2 separate regions of the Homo sapiens genome follow, and region 2 is linked to region 1. A link is a loop called in an ENCODE intact Hi-C map of the cell type or tissue named here. Cell type or tissue: ovary. All regions are shown on one strand.

Region 1 (8,000 bases):
GGATTACAGATGTGAGCCACCATGCCTGGCCTGCATAGGGACCTTTTATCAGACTTCCACTTGGGGCAGGTCTGACCTTGGTCTCCTATTCCCCCTCTGCAGGGAGGAGGGGAATTTTGAAACTTAGGGTCACCAGTTATTTTCATTGAGAGGGCCACTCAGGATATCTATTTAGCTGTATTTCCAAGAACCTTTGTGTCTTTTTAAAAGTTCTAAGTAGGCCGGGTGCGGTGGCTCATGCCTGTAAATCCAGCACTTTGGGAGGCTGAGGCAGGTGGATCATGAGGTCAGGAGATCGAGACCATCCTGGCTAGCACAGTGAAACACCGTGTCTACAAAAAAAAAATCCAAAAAAATTAGCCGGGCATGGTGGTGAGCTCCTGTAGTCCCAGCTACTCGGGAGGCTGAGGCAGGAGAACGGCGTGAACCTGGGAGGCGGAGCTTGCAGTGAGCCGAAATCGCGCCACTGCACTCCAGCCTAGGTGACAGAGCGAGACTCCGTCTCAAAAAAAAAAAAAAAAAGTTCTACATATTGCATAATAAGTTGAAATAGATAAATTAGTAAAATAAAGGTAATAACCATCATTACCCCTTCCCCCCAGGTATGACAGGTGACTGGGAGACAGACAGAGTGACAAATGGAATGAGCATGGGCTTTGGAATCAAAGATACTCAGCCCTACCACCTACTAGATGGGTGACCTGGGGCAAGTCACTTTATCTCATGGAACCTCAGTATCTTCATACGAAGAGGGGACAGTAGTACTTAGTGCTTGGTACACAATAGGGACTTACAAAAAATAGCCACTGTTCCTGTGATGAACCAAGAGAAGAAAACCCCATAAACTTAACACCATAGAAATATGTGGGATTAAGGGACTCTTTTTTCGCTGGGTGGCTCTAGCTCCTTCCCAGTGAGCCACCCCAACAGAGTGAGGTTTTTGTTTGTTTGTTTTTACCCGTGAAATAGCTTCAGGAGGTCCTGAGAACATGCGCCCCACAATAGAGTGTTTATGTTTAACTCGCACAGGGGAAAGATCCTTGATCCCTTGGTCTTTCCCTTTGGACTGTGCCATTTGCTTTCTGTGCCATCTGTAGTGGTAGGAGGACTCCTGTCTGCTCATCTGCTCTCCAAGAAGGCTGGGGTGGAAGTAGAGGCTGGATGGCCCTGTTCCGGGCCTCTCCTGAGAATGGCTGAGGAGGCGGCCCGAAAACTCCTCCCAGGTAAGACCCACACAGAGATGGGGCAGAGACGAAGTCCAGTAGGTCCTGCTTCCCTTGCTGAAGATGAGAGTGGCAGTGCTGAATTAATTCCTGGTATTTCTCACCAGGTGTATTTGGTCTTTCTACCCACCAGGCACCCACCATGGAAATCAGGAGTGTCCTGGGCATTTTAAGGGCCTGCTGGGGCCCTGACCCGGATGGATGAGTTGACCTCATTATTGTTTGCAGGGGATGGTTGAAGGTGGCCAGCCTGGTGGGTGGAAGGCCATTACCCTTATTTTGAATGAGCCCATTTGTCCCCTTCCAGGTACTACAGTTATTCCACACACTGCTGGAGTAACAGGGGCCCAGGGAAGGGTGTTGGTGTGAGCATTAGCAGCCCTGGATTCTAGACTCAGCTCTGCCAGCCAACATCGTGACCAAGCCACTCTTTCTCTTCATAGTTTGTTGTTTGTTTGTTTGTGATGGAGTCTTGTTCTGTCGCCCAGGCTGGAGTGCAGTGGCACAATCTCAAGTCACTGTAACCACCGCCTCCTGGGTTCAAGCAATTCTTTTGCTTCAGCCTCTTGAGTAGCTGGGATTACAGGCGCCTGCCACCATGCCCAGCTAATTTTTGTATTTTTTAGTAGAGATGAAGTTTCGCCACGTTGATCAGGCTGGTCTCAAACTCTTGACCTCAAGTGATCTGGCTGCCTCGGCCTCCCAAAGTGCTGGGATTACAGGCATGAGCCACTGTGTCTGGCCTCTCTCCACAGTTTGGTTTCCCCATCTATCAAATGAGAATCATAATTTCTACTTCCCTACCACATCGGGTTTTGGAGAGGCTAAAATGAGGTCAGGAAGGAGAAACTGCTTAGAGAACGTCCAACACTTTTAAAACGAGAGGGATTTGTTTTGTGGCTAAGCTGTGTCCAGGGCTGCAGGTCAAGCCTCCATGTTTTTGTCTAGTGGGGCAGTAACACCAGGCTCAGTAGCATCAACTGTACACTGTGTTCCCTTCAGGGTGTGGTGGAGGCTCTGAGGACTGTTCACACCCAGACACGTCACACTGTGCTTTCCATCACCTCTTGGCCATCTCACTTATTTATCCCTTTTCTTTCTTAATTTTTTTTTTTTTTTTTTTTTCAGACAGGGTCTTGCTCTGTCGCCCAGGCTGGAGTGCAGTGGCGTGATCATGGCTCACTGCAGCCTCTCGAACTTCTGGGCTCAGTTGATTCTCCCACCTCAGCCTCCTGAGTAGCTGGGATTACAGGCAGATGCCACCATGCATGGCTAAATTTTTTTTTGTAGAGATGGGGTTTCACCATGTTGCCCAGGCTGGTCTTGAACTCCCGGGATCAAGTGATCCATCTGCCTTGGACTCCCAAAGTGTTGGGATTACAGGCGTGAGCCACCACACCCGGCCTCTTTATCCTTCTCACATAGCACTTGCCTCTCCTTTGGGGGAGAGCTGAGGATAGCGGGTGAGCTAGGTTCAGGTCTCACTCATGGCTCATGGCTCATGGCTTGAGCGTCTCCTTGCAGACATTGTGTCCTGTGTGATTCATCCCTGGAGGAAACTCTGGAAACTCTGCCTAGCTGCTCCTCCTTTATAATTTAATTATTTTTGGTCATTGGTCATTTTATAAAAAAAGGTCAAGAAACAGGATTTTGTCACTCCTCTTCTTTTTATTACAGCCTGACTTTTTCTGAAATATTGCTTAGAGCCCTTCCTGGTTGTGACTTGCTCTCCCGCTGGTGCCTGCCAGATTGCAAGTTTCTTGTCTGTGGCAGACACAGTTGCTAGACCCTGTGGTTCTTGGAAGTGTCGACACCTTTGTTCACAGTTTGGTGACGCATAGGCTGCTCTGGAGTTGTTTGACCTTTAGGCCCAGAGAGGAAATCTCTGCCTCTGGCTGGTTGTCCAGTTCTCGTCTTGAACCAGAAGGCACTTGGGTGCCACTTGGGTGGGGCGGGCAGAGAACTGGACTGGGGCTGGGGTGGGCACAGGGGAGGCGTTCCCATCCCAGCTCTGTTTGACTCTCTCTGTGTGACCTGTGGCTGAATTACTTCTTTACAGGCATGGTTTTCCCTACCTATAAATCGAGGGTCATACTATATCCGTGGTTTAGTGGTTTATATCCTATTTTGCTTCCCTTTAAAAATAATTTAGCCCCTATACTCTTTATTTAAAGCAGAGATCTTTATTTAAAGTCTATGAATGGCTTTGTTTATTATTATTATTATTTTGAGACAGGGTCTCGCTCTGTCACCCAGGCTGGAGTGCAGTGGTGCAATCTCAGCTCACTGCAGCCCACGCCTCTTGGGTTCAAACGATTCTCGTGCCTCAGTCTCCCAGATAGCCAGAATTACAGGCGTGCACCACCACGCTTGCCTAATTTTTGTATTTTTAGTAGAAATAGGGTTTCACCATGTTGGCCAGGCTGGTCTCGAACTCCTGGCCTCAAGTGATCTGCCTGCCTTGGCCACCCAGAGTGCTGGGATTATAGGCGTGAGCCAAAAGTCTATGAATGGCTTTGAACGGGGCTTACTCTTGTCATTGTGCCACAAGCCCCACCACTTTCTGTGGCTTAAACCCTGCCTGCATCACAATAAGTTACCTGCCTGGGCTTTGAAGGCGTAGTGTAAAATAAATAAAAATAGGTAAAGCTCTCTAGCTAAAGCGAGTGTGTGTGGAGCACAGCCTGCTCCCTGCCCCCTCATGATGAGCAGGAACCCAAGGTTATGCAGAGCAGTGTTTGACAGCATCTGGGCTGGGTGGCTGCTCAGGGCCCTCCAGTTATGACATTTATCTTTCTCTGGCTCAGACTCTAGCAGGATACCCAGGAGAAAGAGGGAAGTGCTGGCTAAGGTCCCAGGCTTTGGGCGTGTATCAGAACTATCCCTATCCCCCTGCTCCTGTCCGGGATCATAATTTGTCGATTGTTCAGCCTTTCAGACCCCCACTGGCATGCCATATGGAACAGTGAACTTACTTCATGGCGTGAACCCAGGAGAGACCCCTGTCACCTGTACGGCAGGGATTGGGACCTTCATTGTTGAATTTGCCACCCTGAGCAGCCTCACTGGTGACCCGGTGTTCGAAGATGTGGCCAGAGTGGCTTTGATGCGCCTCTGGGAGAGCCGGTCAGATATCGGGCTGGTAGGTTCGCTGCTGCCCTTCCTGTTTGAGTCCCTGCTTACGAGGCCCAGGGCTCTGAGCAATAAGTTGCAGTCAAGCCAAGGAAAACTTAGGGTGACCTTGGGAGTGGTCCAGGATTTGGGCTCAGGACACCAAAAATAGACCAAGCCTCCAATTCAAGTTTGGCTTGGAGTGGGGAGGAGAGTGGGAAAGCACGTTTCTGGCAGGCAGCAGGGGCTGCATTCAGCTTTGACCAGTTGAGATTCTCTGATTTCTAGGAAGAGGGTCGTATGTTTCATGCCCCTGACTCACTTGACGGCTTCAGATCATCAGCTCGTCCGGCCTTCATTTTTAGCGTCTATCTGTATTTGCTGTGTTTCTTAGGACACCGGTTCTGAGAGATACTGAGTGGCAGTTGCATGAAAAAATGAGTCTTGGCCAATTAAGTTAGGGGAATATTAGATATAATATCCCCCCCTTTTTTGGAGAGTCAGAATGCACATGAGCAGAATAAAAATCCTCTAGTAAAGAAATCTATTCAACTTTGTTTAATTTAACATTTCCCAAACTTATTTAACACCAGAGCTTCCCTTTATCTTCCAGTACTATTAACCCATGGAAATTGAACACACTTTGGACCAGATGATCTCTAAGGTCAGTTTCAGCTTCTAAATGGGATAATCAATAAGATTAACAGTAATTGAGCCAAAGCCATCCAGGACATAACACTGGATTTAGTCAGAACTGGATTCAAGCCCTGGCCTTGCTACATCGAAACTGTGTGACCCTGAGCAAGTCACTCAACCTCTCTGGTCCTCAGTTACTTCAGCAGTAACGTTAATATATTAATACCAACTTTGCTGAGTCACTCTGACTTAGGAAGACTGCATTTAGGTCTAGGCACATTTTATGCAGTCTGGTGCTAATCCAGCTTGAAAAGTAAAGCTTGTGTGAGGACTCCCCGAAAATCCCTTAAGAAGGTGCCCCCCTAAGGCTGGGTGCGGTGGCTCACGCCTGTAATTCCAGCACTTTGGGAGACTGAGGCGGGCGGATCACCTGAGATTGGGAGTTCGAGACCAGCCTGACCAACATGGAGAAACCCCATCTCTACTAAAAAATACAAAATTAGCCGGGCGTGGTGGTGCATGCCTGTAATCCCAGCTACTTGGGAGGCTGAGGCAGGAGAATTGCCTGAACCTGGGAGGTGGAGGTTGGGATGAGCCGAGATCGCGCCATTGCATTCCAGCCTGGGCAACAAGAGCGAAACTCCATCTCAAAAAAAAAAAAAAGGTGCCCCGCTGGAGACCTGTAGTAAATCCCTTAGTCCATCTCAGGCAGGTTTTGCTCCAGCAGTGGGACCGTAGTAGACTCTGTTGGTGCCATGCCCATATCCTCTCAACTCTTAACATTTCCATGCACACTGGCCAGTCTTCCAACTGCCATCACCTGCGCCTCTTTGCCTGTGGGTCTCCTCTGGTGCCTGGAGCCACTCTGCTTGCCTTTGGCTGAGGGTACCAGGATTTAATGCTACCCATGAGTAGCTCTCAAGCCGGTAACTGATACTGATGGGAGTTGGTGGATAAACATTCCAGTTCCCTGCCCCTTGGGTGGGATCACTCCGAAGCTGGAGCTCTACACTGAATTCCTAAGCTCCCCAGCAAGATTGAACTCCAGTTCCCATGGTGGAAACCTGCCTGATGGCATACCCCTTAAATGCCGCCTCCCTTGCCCTGCCTCACTTCCCCCTCCTCTACTGGTGTTTACAAGGACTTACCTTCCAAATCAACTACTTTCAGGCAGAATGAGGTTGTGCTCCTGGGGGGACACAAACCAACGCGGAACAGTTAGCTATTTCTTTGAGTACCAGATGAAGTTACCAGCTTCCATGAGGGTCTAAGCCATATGAAAAATACATATATTTGGCTGGGCGCAGTGGCTCACGCCTGTAATCCCAGCACTTTGGGAGGCCAAGGCAGGCGTATCACCTGAGGTCGGGAGTTCGAGACCAGCCTGACCAACAGGGAGAAACCATGTCTCTACTAAAAATACAAAAAATAAAATAAATACAATAAAATAGAAAAATACGTATCTTTGTTTATTTTTTTGAGACAGAGTCTCCCCCTGTCGCCCAGGCTGGAGTGCAGTGGCACGATCTCGGCTCACTGCAACCTCCCCCTCTTGGGTTCAAGTGATTCTCATGCCTCTGCCTCCTGAGTAGCTGGGATTATAGGCACACACCACCATGCCTGGCTAATTTTTGTGTTTTTATTAGAGACAGGGTTTTACCATGTTGGCCAAGTTGGTCTCGGACTTCTGACCTCCAGTGATTTTGCCCCCCTCAGCCTCCCAACGTGCTGGGATTATAGGCATGAGCCACCGCGCCTGGCCGGCATTGCCAATTTTTCACAGTCTCTACAGAGACTGAACAATTAAAAAAAAAAAAGTCAAAGGATACAAAAAAGGGTACTCAGTGACATTGGTGAAGTCCCCTTTTGCCCCTGTCTCCAGCTATTCGGTTTCTCTCCTTAGAACCACTCTGTCAGCTTCTTGGTGGATGTTCTTATTGAGTTAATTTATGGAAATACGTAAAGCACGTCTGTGTCTTCAGATAGTGGAATCACATGCTGGGTGCTGAGAAATCAGACAGATTGCGGCAACAGCAAATTCTCATCTCCCATCTCACACTCACTCTAGGCAGGACATAAACACTCCAAATCATTTTTCTTTTTCATTTTTTGCTCAATGTGTATAATTAAGTCCTCATAAATGTGCATGAGATGCATCTCTACTATGCAGATGTACAGGAAGGCTGGCCATGATCCAGCATTGCCCTTCCCTCTCAGGGTCTGCATGTTTCCCAAGAAGCACTGGGGCACCTGCCCTGCATCTCCCTGGGCAGTCAGGGTTGGGGGTGAGTAGATCCTTCTTTGGCCATCGGCCTTCCCGTTGGGACCGTGTGTCTTTCTCTCTCTCAGGTCGGCAACCACATTGATGTGCTCACTGGCAAGTGGGTGGCCCAGGACGCAGGCATCGGGGCTGGCGTGGACTCCTACTTTGAGTACTTGGTGAAAGGAGCCATCCTGCTTCAGGATAAGAAGCTCATGGCCATGTTCCTAGGTAAAAATGGCAGAGTAAGGGAGCTTTTCCCCTCATTTTTCTTGCTGATGTGTGATTTGTTTAAAAACTTTTTTTTGAGACAGAGTCTTGCTCCATCTCCCAGGCTGGAGTGCAGTGGCACAATCTAGGCTCACTGCAACCTCTGCCTCCCAGGTTCAAGTGATTCTCATGCCTCAGCCTCCTGAGTAGCTGGGCATGTGATGGTGTGGACTACAGGCGCACACCATCACATCCAGCTAATTTTTGTATTTTTAGTAGAAACGGGGTTTCACCATGTTGGCCAGGCTGGTCTCAAACTCCGGACCTCAGGTGATCTGCCCGCCTTGGCCTCCCAAAGTGTTGGGATCACAGGTGTGAGCCACCACGCCTGGCCTGAGTGCCTGCAGAATCAGTTCTGAATTCAGAGTCACTATGGACTTACACTGCCCACTTCATGCCCACTACAGCACTTGATGCCTTCTTGCAAAAGCCAACTGAAGCGTGCTGCATTCTGTGTATGTAGCCCTGGATTTCTTATCTCCTGGCCATTGCACATGGCA
Region 2 (8,000 bases), 270 kb after region 1:
TCAGCCCTCTGCTGGAATTGTGAGAAGTGGGGGTAAGAGAAGGAGGAGACAGGGATTGGAAGAGACCTGGGGGCAAAGAGCTCTCTGTGCATTCCTTCCCTGCTGCTCTTCCTCCTAGCCATGTGGCCCAGCTTCATCCTCCCCTCCATTCTTCATCCTTCATCCCCCATCCCTCTGTCCCTGCACGTCACTTCCTGGCATTAGAGCATCCTTCTACCTCACTCTCGCTTCCTCGCAGTGCCTGCACTTGAGCCTTGTCTCTTACCAGCCTGGCAGATGCTGCTTTTCCGGCTTGGCCCTTCCCTAGCTGCTCCCAGCCTGAAAGCCCCAAATTCTCTCCTCCTCTACACTTTCTGGTCATCTGGCCCTGACCAGCAGCCCTTGCCAACCTGACTGGACTGCACTCTGTATGGGGTGGGGGTGAGGAGATAATGAAGATGGAGTTTAGAGGTTTATGGGCGTCAAATGTCAGGGCTGCGGATCAAAACTTATTTTCCAAAGGGAGTGGAATCAGGAGGTAGCAGGGAGAGGAGTGGGAAGATGTGTCATGATGGATATCAGCCTGAAGCTAGGCCTTTTATTCAGTAGTCAGGAGTGAGACTTCTGGTCCTAATACAGCCCTGACTCACCAAGCGACAACAGGCACACCTACCCTGTCCTGGGCCTTAGTTTCCTCTTCCAGCTCAACAGAGAATGCCTGTCTCTCTTGACCTAGAGATTGGAACTGCCTGACATGTTTTCTTCTGGCCCTCTGTAAATGTCTTAGCATTTACCAAAATCTATGATTATTTATTTGTGCAATTATCTGATTACTCCCTGTCTGTAAGCCCCATGAGGGCAGGGATCATGATTGTTTTGTTCACTCTCCTTTCTCCAGCATCAAGACCTTATCCATAGGCCGGGCGCGGTGGCTCATGCCTGAGGTGGGTGGATCACTTGAGGTCAGGAGTTCAAGACCTGCCTGGCCAACATGGTGAAACCCCATCTCTACTAAAAATACAAAAATTAGCTGGGCATGGTGGTGGGTGCCTGTAATCCTAGCTACTCGGGAGGCTGAGGCAGGAGAATCACTCGAACTGGGGAGGCAGAGGTTACAGTGAGCCGAGATCACTCCACTGCACTCCAGCCTGGGTGACAGAGTGAGACTCAGTCTCAAAAAGAAACAAAAAACAAAAAACAAAACAAAATACACTGGCCGGTGTGGTGGCTCACACCTGTAATCCCAGCACTTTGGGATGCTGAGGCGGGTGGATCACCTGAGGTCAGGAGTTCAAAAACAGCCTGGCCAACATGACAAAACCCCATCTCTACTAAAAATACAAAAAAAAAAAATTAGCCAGGCCTGGTGGCAGGTGTCTGTAACCCCAGCTACTCAGGAGGCTGAGGCAGAGGTTGCAGTGAGCGAAGATCGCGCCATTGCACTCCAGCCTGGGCAACAGAGTGAGACTCTGTCTCAAAAAAACAAACAAACAACAACAACAAAAAAAACCCTCATCTCTATTTATTTATTGGGCACTCAATAATTGTTGAATGAATAAATGCATGAGAGAGAAGATCTCAGGATGAAAGAATGGTAGGAGAGAGGATGAAAGAATGGTAGGAGAGAGCAAGTTCCAAAACCTCAGGGAGTATTTTGGGAAGTTCAATACAGGCTCTGCCCTCACCCCTGTATGGAAATCCAGCAGAGATCCTAGTCATCTGAGCTTCTGGGAGTTTATACCTTATGCCAAATTTATGTGTCAGGTTTGTGTGTTGCCATCATTTCAGTGTAATCATTTGAATGCCATATCTCCCAATCCTACTTCCAAGCCCCAAGGCTTCCTCGGTTCACCTGGACCAGACTACAGGCTGACATGGCCTCCTGTGTTCTCAACCTGGTGGTACCATCTAGTGGCACAGCACCATCCTCTTAGCCAGGACCTTGGTTGTGCCCAGCTAGCCTCTAGCCTGCCATTCCCTAAACCCAAGTGCCAGGCACCCCACATCAGGCTCTGTGGGAAAGAGAGCTAGACAGTGATCATTCCAAGGTTGGGAAATACTTTCTTTCTTCTGAGCTCCAAGCCCTTGTGTTCCTTTCTCTCCCAGGCCTGTGTCTCCAGATGTCCTGCAAGTGCCTCATCTATAGCATGTTCTATTTTGAACTCATCATATCCCTTCCCCATGCACCTGCTCTTCCTCCACTGCCATTCTCCATTAATGACACTGCCAGTCACCCAGTCTCCCAATAATGAATGGCATGCTGGACTCCTCCTTTTCTTCTCATTTCCAAATGGTGATCAAGTGCTCTCTGCACCCCTCCTAAGTATCTTCCAAATTCCTACTCATCATCCCTGTCATCACCACTGTAGACTAAGCCACCAACCTCTCTTATCAATATTATTTATAGGCTTCTAGCTACTCCTCCTGCCTCCTCCCTCTTGCCCAGTCCCCACCCCAATCCATCCATCGCTTCTGGTCATGTCACTCCCTGGTTCAGACATCTTTGGTGATTCTGCCGGGCATAGTGGCATACACCTGTAATCCCAGCATTTTGGGAGGCTAAGGTGGGCAGATTGCTTGAGCTCAGGAATTCAGAACCAGCCGGGGCAACATGGTGAAACCCTGTCTCTAGAAAAAATACAAAAATTAGCCAGGTGTGGTGGTGCATGCCTGTCTGTAGTCCCAGCTACTCGGGAGGCTGAGGTGGGCAGATGGCTTGAGCCCTGAAGGTTGAGGCTGCAGTGAGCTGAGATTATACCACTGTACTCCAGCCTGGGCAACAGAGTGAGACACTGTTTCAAAATTTTATATATATATATATTTATTTATTTATTTATTTTAGTGATTCTCCCCTTAAGGGAATAAACAACAAGCCAGGGATGACCCTAGCCTCTAGCCAAGATCACTCTCCTAAACTCTGGACTTGTATAATCAATTTTGTTCAGGATTATTTTGTTATAAACCCAGTTTAACTGAGCTACATCCAAAAAGAGAATTTTACTGGGTAGCATAACTGAAAAGTCCAGGGATATGGGGTTTCAGGCATAGCTGGATTAAGGTACCTAAAAAGGAATGGACTTTTCTCCATCTTTTGCTCTGCCTTCTTTTGGTGGGCTTCATTGGCAGAAGGCCTCCCATTTTATTAGGGGCAAGATGCCCCCAGCAGCTACAGGCTTACATCCTACCAACTTAGCAACTTAAGTGTAATAGAAAGAGGAGCCTTTCTCTTTCCCAGTAGTTCCAGCAAAATAACAAAGTTTGGGTCTTATTGGCCTGGCTTTGTTCACATTGCCTGTTACTGCACAGAGGTACCTGTTCTGACTGGCCAAGTCTGAGTTATATACTTTGGTCAGGGATGAGGGAGTTGGCTGAGAGAGGAGAGAGAATGTTCCTTAAAAGAAAATTGAATGAGAAGTGGTATCCAAGCAGATACCAGGGATGAGCCCTGAAGGTAAAAATTAGATATCTACTAGGCCAACTGCCTCCAGACAGCTTCTTATGGTGTCCCACAAATTTATAATAACCAAAATTGAACTTGTCATCTTTCTCCCAAAAGACTTATTCCTTCTGGTTGCAAATTAATCTTTTTCCAGTATCCTGCTGTTGCTCTTCCCTATCAGTAAAATCAACACTGTTATTGCCCTAGCTGTTCCACAGTGCACATAGTAGGTACTCAGTAAATATTTTTATTGTATAAATCAATAACTTTATGATGGACTGGTGGAGTAGAGAGTCTTGAATAGCTATGATAGGGACATGTCACCTTTACCTCCTGGATCCTTATATCTGACTGGAGAAAACAAATTAAACCATACCTAGGGCCGGGCACAGTGGCTCACGCCTGTAATGCCAACACTTTGGGAGGCCAAGGCGGGCGGATTGCTTGAGGCCAGGAGTTTGAGACCAGCCTCATGGCCAACATGGTGAAGCCCCATCTCTACTAAAAATACAAAAATTAGCTGGGCATGGTGGTGCATGCCTATAATTCCAGCTTCTTGGGAGGCTGAGGCATGAGAAATGCTTGAACCCAAAGGCGGAGGTTGCAGTGAGCCGAGATTGCGCCACTGCATTCCAGCCTGGCAGGAAGATTATCTCTCAAAAACAAAGCAATAAGTACCAAGAAATAGCAACAAAAATTAGCTTGTAAGGTTGGTTTCTGAGGGTAGAAATGGCTCTTGATGCCATGTGGAGCAATGGGAAGGAGGCTTTCTAGTTACACAGACTCTTGGTCCTGCCACTTATTCATTTTATTTTATTTTATATTTTACTTTAAATTTTTTGAGATAGGGTTTCACCCTGTCGCCCAGGCTGGTGGGCAGTGGCTCACTGCAGCCTCGAACTACCAGGCTGAAGTGATGCTCTTACCTCAGCCTTTCGAGTAGTTGGGACAACAGGTGCACACCACCATTCCTGGCTAATTAAAAAAATTTTTTTGTAGAGACAGGAGTCTTGCTATGTTGCCCAGGCTGGTCTTGAATACCTGGGCTCAAACAATCCTCCCACCTCGGCCTCCCAAAGTGCTGAGATTACAGACGTGAGCCACCAAACCTGGCCCACTTACTCATTTTATGACCTGAGATGGGCAATATCACCTTTCTTGGTCTTAGTTTTCTCATCTGTAAAGTGGCGAGAGTGGGACTTATTTCATAAAGTCTTGGGAACACTTCAATAAAGGAATATATGTAAAATGCTTAATATGTAGTCAGCATCAATAAATATAAGTTCAAAACCCTTTCCCACACTTCTTTTGAAACTTCTAATGCCGGGTGCTGTGGCTCACGCCTGTAATCCCAACACTTTGGGAGGCTGAGGCGGGATGATTGTTTGAGCTCAGGAGTTTGAGAACAGCCTGGGGAACATAGCAAGACCTTGTCTCTATTAACAACAACAGCAACAGCAACAACAACAACAACAACAACAAGACATTTCTAGGGGCCAAGGAGAGTTCTGTGCCTACAGTGGGTGTTTAACGTCTGTTTGTTTGGATGAATTCCAGTTTTATTTACAGACTCTGTGATGCTGATGTTGAGGGTTAGAGGCAAGCATTATGAAGTGAGGGAGAGTCTCAGAAGATAACCTTTTTTTGAAAATAAAGTTTAAAAACAGCAGGGTGCGGTGGCTTATGCCTGTAATCCCAACACTTTGGGAGGCTGAGGCAGGCAGATCACCTGAGGTCAGGAGTTCAAGACCAGACTGGCCAACATGGTGAGACCCTGCCTCTACTAAAAATATAAAAAATTAGCTAGGCGTGGTGGCATGTGCCTGTAATCCCAGCTACTCAGGAGACTGAGGCAGGAGAATCACTTGAACCTGGGAGATGGAGGTTGCAGTGAGCCGAGATTGCGCCACTGCACTCCAGCCTGGGCGACAGAGTGAGACTCTGTCTCAAAAACAAAAACAAAAACAAAAATTACATGTTCATGATAAAAAAAAAAAAAGCAATAGTGAGGAAGAATAAAAAAGTCCCCTTTCCCATTCCTATCTCCCTGTAATTTTTCCTTTTCATTTCAAAATATATGTGTTAATTTTTTTTAGAGACAGGGTCTATCTATGTTGCCCAGCCTGGAGTGCAGTGGCTATTCATATTGCAATCATACTGCAGCTTTGAACTTCTAGACTCAAGTGATCTCCTGCCTCAGCCTTCTGAATAGCTGGGCTTACAGGCATGCACGAGCACTCCCGGTTTATGTATTGATTTCTAAAAAGGAAATAGATATAAGTGGTAAAAATTTCAAACCAAAAAAACTCCCACCCCATCTCATTCCCATCTTCAGTATCCTTTCCCAAGAGTAACTTCTGTAATAATTTATAAACATTTCTTGCATATATCATCATTTTATCTATATATTTGGTTTCTTATTTACACAAAAGATGGGACTGTGGATCATGAAGGTCTTTAAACACCACAAGGAGCTTAGATGTTTATTATGTTGGCATCAGTGAACCACGTATTTTAAACAGAACAATAAAATGGTCAGTTTTTAATATTATCACATAGACTTTTAAAGGGGTTATAGTCCTAGTGCATAGTAGCAGGTACTAAAAAAATTGAATGAATAAACTTTAAAAAACATATTGTGAGTACAGCATGAGGTCAAGGTAAAGTAAAGACTATTTCTTTACTGTTCACAAACACCTAGGACCTTTAGGCCATTTAGGGACCTGGGTTCACAGCTAATAACACTCAGAGGAGGGAGCTATGGGATGGAAGAGGGTCTCAGCCCTGGTCAAGGTGGAAAAGGAATAGAAATAACTTGGAGTGAGTACCTACAGTGCACTGGGTGCACATCACCTCATGGAATCCTTGTACCCCTATCCCACCAGTTAGGGATTAGTTCCATTACTAGAATGAGGAAGGTGAGGTGCATGACTTGACTGACTTGTCCATAGCCACCAGCAAATAGTGAGCTTTCAGTTCTCTCCTACCTCCACTCTTATCGTCCTCCAGTTTGTCTCCAGACAGTAGCCAGAGGGATCATTTTAAAACACAAAACAGGCCGGGCGCAGTGGCTCATGCCTGTAATCCCAGCGCTTTGGGAGGCTGAGGTGAGTGGATCACTTGAGGTCAGGAGTTTGAGACCAGCCTGGGCAACATGGCGAAATCCCATCTCTACAAAAAATACAAAAATTAGCCAGGTGTAGTGGGGCATGCCTGTAGTCTCAACTACTCAGGAAGCTGAGCTGAGGTGGGAGGATGGCTTGAGCCTGGGAGGCAGAGGTTGCAGGGAGGCAGAGGTTTCAGTGAGCTGAGATGGTGCCACTGCACTCCAGCTGGGGTGACAGAGCCAGACCCTGTCTCAAACAACAACAATAACACACAGAACAGATGGTTTCACATTCTTGCTTAAAACTCTCTAGTAGTGGGCTGGGTGCGGTGGCTCACACCTGTAATCCCAGCACTTTGGGAGGCTGAGGCAGGTAGATCACCTGGGGTCAGGAGTTCGAGACCAGCCTGGCCAATATGCTGAAACCCTGTTTCTACTAAAAATACAAAATTACTCAGGCATGGTGGCATGTGCCTGTAATCACAGCTACTGGAGAGGCTGAGGCAAGAGAGTCGCTTGAACCCAGGAAGCGGAGGGTGCAGTGAGCCAGGATTGTGCCATTGCACTCCAGCCTGGGCAACAAGAGCGAAACTCCATCTCAAAAACAAACAAAAATAGCCTCTCGAGTAGTGACCTCCCATAGTCCTTAGGGTAAAACCCAAGCTTCTCCCCAGGCTAGTAGAGCCCCACATATCTTCCTTTTTTTTTTTTTTTCTTTTGAGACAGAGTCTCACTCTGTCACCCAGGCTGGAGTGCTGTGGCGCGATCTCGGCTCACTGCAACCTCCACCTTGTGGGTTCAAGTGACTGTCATGCCTCAGCCTCCCAAGTAGCTGGAATTAGAGGCACACATCACCATGCCCAGCTAATTTTTGTATTTTTAGTGGAGCCGGGGTTTCACCATGTTGGCCAGGCTGGTCTCAAACTCCTGACCTCAAGTGATCCACCCGCCTCGGCCCCCCAGAGTGCTGGGATTACAAGATTGAGCCACTGCGCTCAGTATGTATCTGGCCTAGCTTCCACCCTTACTACTCTTTCCCCATGCCTGCTACACCAGAGCCGCCCAGGCCTTGGTTATTTTTTTTTCTAATGTGCCAAGCTCATTCCCACTTTAGGGCCTTTGCATCCACTGTTCCCTCTTTCCAGAACATTCCACACACATACTCTTTGCTCTACATTATAGCTGGCTCCTTCTCATCCCTTAGTTTTCAGCTTAAAAGTCACTTCCTGAGAGGCCTTCCCTGATTTCTGCAGCTAAGGAATCCTCCCTCCCCTACCACCATTATTCTGTCATTTCCTCCTTTTTCTTCATAGCACCTGCCACAACTTGTAATTATAGACTCCTTTGCTTATTGGCTTTTTCTTCCAGGGCTCTATGAACCACATGAGGGCAGGAACTATCTGTTCCCGTCCCCTGGCACCTAGCATAGGGCTCTCCATATTTAAGGAATGAGTGAGCTGATAACTGAAGTGAGGT

Evidence for each region. Peaks named below come from ENCODE experiments on the same cell type or tissue, not always from the same donor. Only the 100,000 strongest peaks of a DNase experiment are listed, where the experiment ranks them.
Region 2: a loop joins it to region 1, with 5 times the contacts of the local background. A loop is called at or near these places in 16 of 110 quality-filtered maps.

Annotation. Positions count from the first base shown.
Region 1 is chr20:35,131,103-35,139,102 of GRCh38, reverse strand. It overlaps MMP24-AS1-EDEM2 (MMP24-AS1-EDEM2 readthrough), which reads left to right. Exons shown (of 15, transcript NM_001355008.2): 9 at 1,098-1,223; 10 at 4,154-4,365; 11 at 7,320-7,461. It overlaps EDEM2 (ER degradation enhancing alpha-mannosidase like protein 2), which reads left to right. Exons shown (of 11, transcript NM_018217.3): 5 at 1,098-1,223; 6 at 4,154-4,365; 7 at 7,320-7,461. Among named protein-coding and RNA genes, the nearest start is that of EDEM2, 12 kb to the left of the region's middle. RefSeq lists an enhancer at 4,532-5,731. In ovary, no CTCF peak of the experiment used is centred here; a DNase peak (open chromatin) is centred at 4,401; H3K27ac peaks cover 993 bases.
Region 2 is chr20:34,863,964-34,871,963 of GRCh38, reverse strand. All of the region lies in intron 1 of GGT7 (gamma-glutamyltransferase 7), which reads left to right. Among named protein-coding and RNA genes, the nearest start is that of GGT7, 4.9 kb to the left of the region's middle. In ovary, no CTCF peak of the experiment used is centred here; no DNase peak of the experiment used is centred here.